Linked DNA regions of Homo sapiens: region 2 is linked to region 1. The links are chromatin contacts, found by Hi-C or POLR2A ChIA-PET in ENCODE. All regions are on one chromosome and are shown on one strand. Each heading gives the region's core, a stretch centred on a gene start or an enhancer-like site at or near the end of the contact. The rest is flanking DNA. Distances are from core to core; before and after follow the strand shown.

The links. A loop is a pair of places that touch in the nucleus more often than their neighbours do. ChIA-PET counts read pairs that join two places held with the same protein, here RNA polymerase II (POLR2A). Pooled maps may share reads with other maps.
Region 2: a loop to region 1 is called in a map of endothelial cell of umbilical vein, with 8 times the contacts of the local background. The contact joins two enhancer-like sites. A Hi-C loop is called at or near these places in 1 of 168 maps with a recorded cell type or tissue (endothelial cell of umbilical vein) and 2 of 50 pooled maps. POLR2A ChIA-PET finds 5 or more read pairs at or near these places in 5 of 52 experiments (A673, Caco-2, PC-9 and 2 more).

The regions. Positions count from the first base shown.
Region 1 is chr7:104,942,838-104,947,119 of GRCh38, reverse strand. All of the region lies in intron 1 of LOC101927902 (a long non-coding RNA gene), which reads right to left. Among named protein-coding and RNA genes, the nearest start is that of LHFPL3-AS2, 18 kb to the right of the region's middle. RefSeq lists enhancers at 1,462-1,531, 1,764-2,058, 1,852-2,161, 2,472-2,521, 3,162-3,221. Within about 2 kb of position 2,584, at least 37 of the 41 ENCODE cell types and tissues checked have a DNase peak (open chromatin) inside an H3K27ac peak, as active enhancers do; they include endothelial cell of umbilical vein, where a contact is called at or near this core.
Region 2 is chr7:105,485,291-105,489,597 of GRCh38, reverse strand. The region is part of intron 7 of PUS7 (pseudouridine synthase 7); the gene reads left to right. Among named protein-coding and RNA genes, the nearest start is that of PUS7, 35 kb to the left of the region's middle. Within about 2 kb of position 1,562, at least 6 of the 41 ENCODE cell types and tissues checked have a DNase peak (open chromatin) inside an H3K27ac peak, as active enhancers do; they include endothelial cell of umbilical vein, where a contact is called at or near this core.

The DNA.
Region 1 (4,282 bases), core at 1,335-3,834:
CATTAACTTCTTTTTTCTTTTTTTTTTTTTTTTGAGATGGAGTCTCTGTTGCCCAGGCTGGAGTGCAGTGGCACAATCTTGGCTCACTGCAACCTCCACCCCCCAGGTTCAAGTGATTCTCCTGCCTCAGCCTCCAGAGAAGCTGGGATTACAGTGGCCACCACCATGCCCAGCTAATTTTTGTATTTTTAATAGAGATGGGTTTTTGCCATGTTGGTCAGGCTGGTCTCAAACTTCTGACCTCAGGTGATCCTCCCACCTCGGCCTCCCAAAGTGCTGGCATTACAGGCATGCATGAGCCACTGCGCTCGGCCTGTAATCACTAACTTCTATTGAGCATTTACTATTGTGCCAGGTACTAAGTGCTTTACGTATATTTATTAGAAGGGAAAAAGATTCTTCCTCATCCCTTACATTTCCTTCCATGTGGAAGAAGCTTCTCTGGCATGAGATTTCTGACCTGTCTCCCTGCTCTTTGACTCATTCCTGCCCAGGAGGGTGGTGGTGGTGGTGAAGAGGGTGGTACAGGAAGAGGAGCAACTTCTCAATGGAGACGCTGGGGAGGAACTGGAGATGCATAGCTCAGCCCATCTCTGTCCTCTTGGCAGCCATCCTCCTCCAGAGCATGCTTTGGGCTCTGCTCTCCCAGGCTCCACTGTTTACAGGGACAGTTTCCAACTGGGGGGCATGCCCCAGCCTGCGTGGGTACCCTGCCTAATTCTGGCATTCACTTACCCACAAATGTAAACCATGGACTCCTATATAAAATGTATCAGTGATAAAGTTGATGTTTTGATCCCATTTGCTTTTTTTTTTTTTTTTTTTTTGAGATGAAGTCTCGTTCTGTCACCCAGGCTGGAATGCAGTGGGGTGATCTCGGCTCACTGCAACCTCCACTTCCTGGGTTCAAGTGATTCTACTGCCTCAGCCTTCCGAGTAGCTGGGATTACAGGTGTGTACTACCACACCCAGATAATTTTTGTATTTTCAGTAGAGACAGGGTTTCTCCATGTTGGCCAGGCTGGTCTTGAATTCCTGACCTCAAGTGATCTGCTTGCCTTGGCCTCCTAAAGTGCTGGGATTACAGGAGAGAGCCACTGCTCCTGGCCAATCCCATTTGTTTTTATTTCTCCTTGCCCAGCTCTTAATTACTCAGAACTTGGGAAGGGAAGAGAGGTTTCCTCTATTATAGTCTCTCAAATCTCCAAACTATTAACTCATTTAATCCTAACAAAAATTCCATTAGAGGACAGGGAGCAATGGCTCATGCCTGTAATCCTAGCACTTGAGAGGTGCAGTTGGGAGGATCTCTTGAGGCCAGGAGTTCAAGACCATCCTGGGCAACATAGTGAGACCCTGTCTCTACCAAAAATTAAAAGAAAAAAAGAATTCCATTAGAAAAGTACTCTTATTATCCTCTCAGATGAGGAAACTGAGCATTTGGCCTTTTGGTTGAAATACAAATATTTGCTCTCAGTCCAGGATCAGATGAAATTAAAGCATATAAGAGTGTTTGCAAACTGTTAAAGCTATGTATACAGAAGGCAATGAGGGTGGTGGTTCTGGCTTTCACACCCACTGGCAGTAGGACTCTGAGCAAGTACTTTCCGGACTTTAGTTCCTTTATCAGGAAAGTGAGGGGTGGGAGAGGCTGATCTGTGCAGATCCTTCCTGTTCTAACGCCTGTGACCACGAATCAGTGATGACTAGCCATTGACTGTTTTCTCCTGGCTTCCTCTGCGTCATTGAGGACTTTTGGATGCTGACTTTTCCCGATTGAGCTAGGCCCAGTCCCTGGGGAACACAGGCCACCTGAAACTCCCCCTCGTTGAATGGGCTGGGCTCAGTCATCTGAGGTTTGCTGCTCGGTTGCCTTTGGTTGCTGCAGCAACATAACACACGCCCACACTTCCGTTTCTGAGAGTGCGATGAAGGCTGATCTCCTCCTGTCGGCCACAGGGGCTCTCCCAGGCCCTGCCGCTCACAGTACTTCCTGGCTTCCTCACAAGGCCACCCGAGGGGAGGGGAAAGAAACCCACTAGTCATTCCTCGGGGGTTGTGGGAGTTGAAGTGAATACTTCCCCGGAAAAAAAAAAAAAAGGCACATCTCCATCAGGTCAGCACTGAGGGGCTAAAATCTCAAGAGATTCAGACTCAGTATTAAGAGACTGATTTGGCTGGGCGCAGTGGCTCATGCCTGTAATCCCAACACTTTGGGACGCCGAGGCGGGCGGATCGCCTGAGGTCAGGAGTTTGAGACCAGCCTGGGCAACATGGTGAAACTCCGTCTCTACTAAAAATACAAAAAATTAGCTGGGTGTAGTGGCAGGCACCTGTGATCCCAGCTACTCGGGAGGCTGAGGCAGGAGAACTCCTTGAACCCGGGAGGTGGAGGTTGCCGTGAGCCAAGATAGTGCCACTGCACTCCAGCCTGGGCGACAGAGTGAGACTCTGTCTCAAAAAAAATAAAATAAAATAAAGACTGATTTAGAACAGTGTTTGTGAACAGGATTTCTGCTTGCTGACGCCGTTGGAAGAGCCTGTGTTTTTGAAATGATTGACGTCATGAAATCTAGTTTGGTCACCAGGATATGGGGTTGACAAAGACCTTGTGGCAGGCCTTTACTATAAGTTTCATCTAATTCTGAAATTCAGTGCTTTCACACCGGAAGTGAGCAAAATAACAAAGAACAGAAAGTGGAAAAAACATTCTGACCTAGTGGAAACTATCTTTTGCCCACCTGCATTCCTGCAAAATAGCAGTCAAATTAGCCCAGATATCTACCTTTGAGGGGGTCCCCAGATGGTGTATCTCCCAAAGGGATTTTGTCGATGAATTTAACGCCCCAGTTATTCAGAAGAGAGTTCTAAAGGCATTATTAGAGGAACCTGAGGTTGTTTCTCTCTGCCTCCATAACAAAATAGCTCACTCTTTTGCACACCTGAATAAAGAAACTACACTGGGATCAGGAAATAAGGGCAGAGCCAGGGCAAATTCCGAACCAATGCAAGAAAACCTTTAAATGCAATTGCCCGGATAGTTCTCCCATTGAGAGGAACAGGATGTGTGCTGGCTTTAGCCAAGAGGAATGGGCTAGATAAGATGAGCATAGATTTTGAACATGCAAAAGGGTGAGGTGACCAGAGGGAAAAGGCGAGCAGCCAGGATAAGAAGACTCCTCTGTCCTTCTGACCCTTGCCCTCACAGGACCTGCTCCTACCAGCAACCAGCAGACACTTCCTCACTTAGGTGGGGGACTGAGGCTGTGGCCCTTGATGGCATTGTTCCCAGAATGGAAAATGTGGGTGTTGGCAACCATATCAAAGGCCTCTGATTGTTTAGAAACCTTTACAGCTCTGATCACCAGACCGCAAAGCCCAAGGGCCGTTCAAGGCCTGTGGAAACTTTGGAACAATAGACTTGGCCCCCTGCCTATCTGTTTTCGTGGCTTTCTGAAAGAGGTAGACGGGGCCTCCAGCCACTCTACGCTCCAGCCCAACCATCAACCTATCAATCTTCTTCAAGCCGGTTCTCACAAGCCAGCACTGGTTAGAGATCGGAGCTGAGATGAGTGCACTCTGCTCTTCAGAGACTGAGACTAGATTGAGAAGAAGGAGGTACCGGATCAGCGTACAAAGTCCAATGGGTGCCAAAAGACTCAGCAACCATGATAAACAATATTTTAATGCAACCACTAAAAAATAAAAATAAAAAATTATCCACGATGAACAAAATATCAAAAATTTTAAAAGAACTGCACTAAAATATTTATCTTGTTTACTGAGTTTTTTGGCGGCCCCTTAAATTTTGCACCCATGGGCCCGGCATTGTGGCTCACACCTGTAATCCCAACACTTTGGGAGGCTGAGGTGGGTGGATCACCTGAGGTCAGGAGTTCAAGACCAGCCTGGCCAACACAGTGAAACCCGTCTCTGCTAAAAATACAAAAATCAGCTGGCTGTGGTGGCACACACCTGTAATCCCAGCTAGTCGGGAGGCTGAGGCAGGAGAATCAGCTTGAACCTGAGAGGCAGAGGTTGCAGTGAGCCGAGATCGCTCCACTGCACTCCAGCCTGGGTGACAGAGCGAGACTCCATCTAAAAAAAAAAAATTGAATTTTGCACCCATGTTGAGTGCCTCCTATGCCTCACTCTAGTCCCTGCTCTGCTGTGAAATGGTGTGCTGTTGACAGGCACTCAGAAATATGAAACATGGAAATGCTCATTTTGATTATCAGGAGGTGAGGGTCCTCCAAGATGTGTGGAATGTGTTGCCCAGATA
Region 2 (4,307 bases), core at 313-2,812, 540 kb before region 1:
GTGTGTACAAATATTGAAGCATTTGAAAGAGAGCAGGAGTAAATACATGAAGATGATGGTGTTCCTATCTGGTGGCCTGGTTTCATTTTCTCGCTGTGGCATATAGAATGTGGAGTCATTTGCTCAGAGTGAAGGGGCAGGAGTGGGTAAGGGAGCTTGAAAGAGAGTGGAGATTTGAAATAACCTTTGTGGGTAATGGACCAGGGACTCCCCAGAAACTCAGAAGAATGGGGGTAGGGGGACAGGGGTTTGAAGGCTCAGGCTTTCTCATCCTCTGTGGATAGAGGTCACAACAGAAGGTTTTTGCCTTGTTTTTGGTATCTAAAATACCTAGTCACCTCCTGTGATTTCTAGCTGGCTCTGTGAATTTTGTTTCTGATTAAAAAAAAAAAGTCAGTTTATTTTGTTTCTTTTTCTTTTCTTTCTTTCTTTTTTTTTTTTTTTTTTTTTGAGATGGAGTTTCGCTCTGTTGCCCACGCTGGAGTGCAGTAGTGGGATCTCACCTCACTGCAAGCTCCGCCTCCTGGGTTCACGCCATTCTCCTGCCTCAGCGTCCTGAGTAGCTGGGACTACAGGCGCCCGCCACCATGCCCAGCTAATTTCTTGTATTTTTAGTAGAGATGGGGTTTCACCATGTTAGCCAGGATGGTCTCGATCTCCTGACCTCGTGATCCACCCGTCTTGGCCTCCCAAAGTGCTGGGATTACAGGCGTGAGCCACTGGGCTCTGCCTATTTTGTTTTCAACACAGAAAGAACTAGGTAGAAAATGAAAGGCCTGCCATAACTGTACTTCTTCCGAGATCACCTTATTCACAACATGGTATATATTTTTTGAGGGACTTTTTTTCCTTTTTAAACAGCAATACTTATGTATTCTTATTTTGAACAATAGATGGTGTACCTTATTTCCTGTAGGTATATAGCAAAATATGTTTGAATGTATGGATATATCCTAATTTAAACTATTACTCTATTTTTGAATGTTACATTGTTTCTCGTTTCTTGCTGTTATAACCCAGTCCATGACAGACGTATTTGTAGCTAAATCTTGGCACACATCTGTGATAACTTCATTAAGATAAACTTAGCAGTGAAATTACTGACTTAAAGGGAATATGACATTTTAATGTGGTTTGTCTTTTTTCTTTCCATCTGCTGGTCAAAACACAGAGAAATTCTCTCTCTCTTTTTTTTTAATAGCAAAGCCTAATTATCCTGCAAAAAAGTGGTACCAATTTACCACCTTTATTCTGGTTCCCTAGAATCTTCCTCAGCATGGTGTTATGATGGGGACAGGGAGTCATTTGCTAATTTGAGGGTCAAAAAATGGCATCTTGTTATTTTATTTTGCGTTTTCTGATGTGAAGTCTTAGAATAGTTGAAGACCAAGAATATTTCTTTTTTTTCTTGGTCAGCCAGCAGATGTCACACTTCATCAGGACACTGCTCTGTCCTCAGATTTTTGCTGCCTTTATCATCTTCCTGTTGACTTAGTAAGAAACTGTGTTAGACACCTAAATGTTGGCCCTCTGAAAGCACACAGCACTTATCTCACGGATACAGGCTACACCCTTAGTTTGTTTAATGGATACATGGGGCCAGGCAGATTGGCCTTTCCCGTGGGAACTTGTGAACAGGAGAAACCCACTCTGCCACACAGGCATTTGAATGACTGCTGGATTGATCGGTCCTGGGGATAAGCAGCACGTCTTTTCAGCTTCATGAAACTCTAAAGCCACCTAGTAATTTTAACAGGGTCTCAGGCAGGAACAGTCTCATTCAGAATGATTTGTTTCTTTTCCTGCCTGTTCCTGCCAGTCTCCTTTCTGAACTTGGGCCAGTATTTCCCTGGCTTTGTTAATTAAGGTTTTCTGTGCATCATGTTGCTTAATTGGTTCCTGATGTTTAAAAGCAAGATTTTTATATTCCCTAGTTACTCACTGAATTTGCTGTAAATTTACAACCAAAGACCTTGATCTGGGATCATCATAATTAAAACTGTGAATAGTATCATGAAGACATTGTCAGCTTCATTCCATTTCTCAGGGAGCACCCATACCAACCAGAACTGAGTATAGTTCTTGCTTTTTGCTGTGCCAGTGGAATTTAGAGATGGATGTCTATCGTATATTCAAGAATTGATACTACTATTCGGCCACAAAAAAGAATGAAACAAAATACTGATATATACTTAAAACATGGATAAACCTTAAAAACATTCCACTAAGAAGTCAGGCGCACAAGGCCAGATATTGTATGATTCTGTTTATATGATGTGTCTGAAATAGGAAAATCTATAGAGGCAGAAAGTAGATTAATGGTTGCCGAGGTCTGCAGGGAGAGGAAACGGGAGTGACTGCTGAATAGGTACAGGGTTTCTTTTTCAGGTGATGGAAACGTTCTTGAAGTATATAGTGGTGATGGTTTCACATTGTTGTGAATATACTAAAAATCACTGGCATGTACACTTTATAACAGTTAAAATGGTGAATTATACATGTGTATATATATATTTATTTATTTTATTTTATTTTTTGATACAGGGTCTCGTTCTGTTATCCAGGCTGGAGTACAAGTGGCACAATCTCGGCTCACTGCAACCTCAGCCTCTGAGGTTCAAGTAATCCTCCTGCCTTAGCCTCCCGAGTAGCTGGGATTACAGGTGTGCACCACCATGCCCTGCCAATTTTTGTATTTTTAGTAGACACGGGGTTTCACCAGGATGGCCAGGCTGGTCTCGAACTCCTCATCTCAAGCAATTCAGCCACTTTGGCCTCCCAAAGTGCTGGGATTACAGGCGTGAGCCACCATGCCCAGCCTTGTGAATTTTATATTATGTTAACTTTATCTCAACTTAAAAAAAAAAAGGACAGAACTATCAGGCACTTCTGTGGCACCATCAGGAAGCAGTCTCCGGAACACTCTCTCTAGGACAGCTCCTGACCCTGAATTGTTCTGTCAGTTTCTACAGCAGTAGTTCCTGGCTGAAGAGGAGTTTTGTCCCCCGTTCCTCACTCTGTTCATACTGATCCTCCGCTTCTAGATTCCTTGGGATACAATCCCTGGGTTAATTCGTGCTCTTGGGTTCTACCATTGCTCCCATACATAGTCCAGGAATTCAAGGTTACAGTGAGCTATGATTGCACCACTGCACTCCAACCTGGGTGGCAGAGCAATTCCTTGTCTCTAAAAAAGGAAGAAAAAGTTATATAAGATAAGAAAATATACAAAAATCAATATGTACAGCTGGGTGCGGTGGCTCACGCCTGTAATCCCAGCACTTTGGGAGGCTAAGGCGGGCAGATTACTTGAGGTCAGGAGTTCCAGACCAGCCTTGCCAACATGGTGAAACCCCGTCTCTGCTAAAATTACAAAAATTAGCTGGGCTTGGTGGCAGGCGTCTGTAATCCCAGCTACTTGAGAGGCTGGGGGCAGAAGAATTGCTTGAACCCAAGAGGCAGAGGTTGCAGTAAGCCTAGATCACACTAGTGCACTCCACTCCAGCCTGAGTGACAGAGCAACACTCTGTCTCAAAAACAAAACAAAACAAAAAAAAAAAAGAAAGAAAAATAAATATAGCACCTGGATAGGTGCAGTGGCTCACGCCGGTAATCCCAGCACTTTCGGAGGCCAGGGTGGGCAGGCATGGTGGTGCATGCCGGTAGTCCCAGCTTCTCAGGAGGCTAAGGCTGGAGACTTTGTAAGCCCACGAAGCAGAGGTTGCAGTAAGCTTAGATCGCACCACTGCACTCCAACCTGGGCGACAGAGACTCTGTCTCAAAAACAAAAAAGAGATATAGCACTTAAAGCAATTTCATACTGGAACATGACTAGGTAGAATAGAGTAATCCTAGACCCAGATACATCCAAGGATTTAGTACGTATTCAAAGTATCATTTAAGATAAGTGGAGAAAATAATGGTTGATTCAAAAAATAATGGTTGATTCAAAAAATGTTGGATAACTGAGTAACCATCTAAAAAACCATTTAAGTGTGGCTCCCCTACCTCATTTCCCTTTGCTAAATAAATTCCAGGTGGATCATAAATTTGAACATTAAAATGCAACTTTAAAAGGACTCTACTTAGGCCGAGCAAGGTGGCTCATGCCTGTAATCCCAGCACTTTGGGAGGCTAGGGCGGGCAGATCACCTGAGGTCAGGAGTTCAAGACCAGCCATGACCAACATGGAGAAACCCTGTCTCTACTAAAAATACAAAATTAGCCGGGCATGGTGCCGCATGCCTGTAATCCCAGCTACTCGGGAGGCCGAGGCAGGAGAATCGGTTGAACCCGGGAAGCGGAGG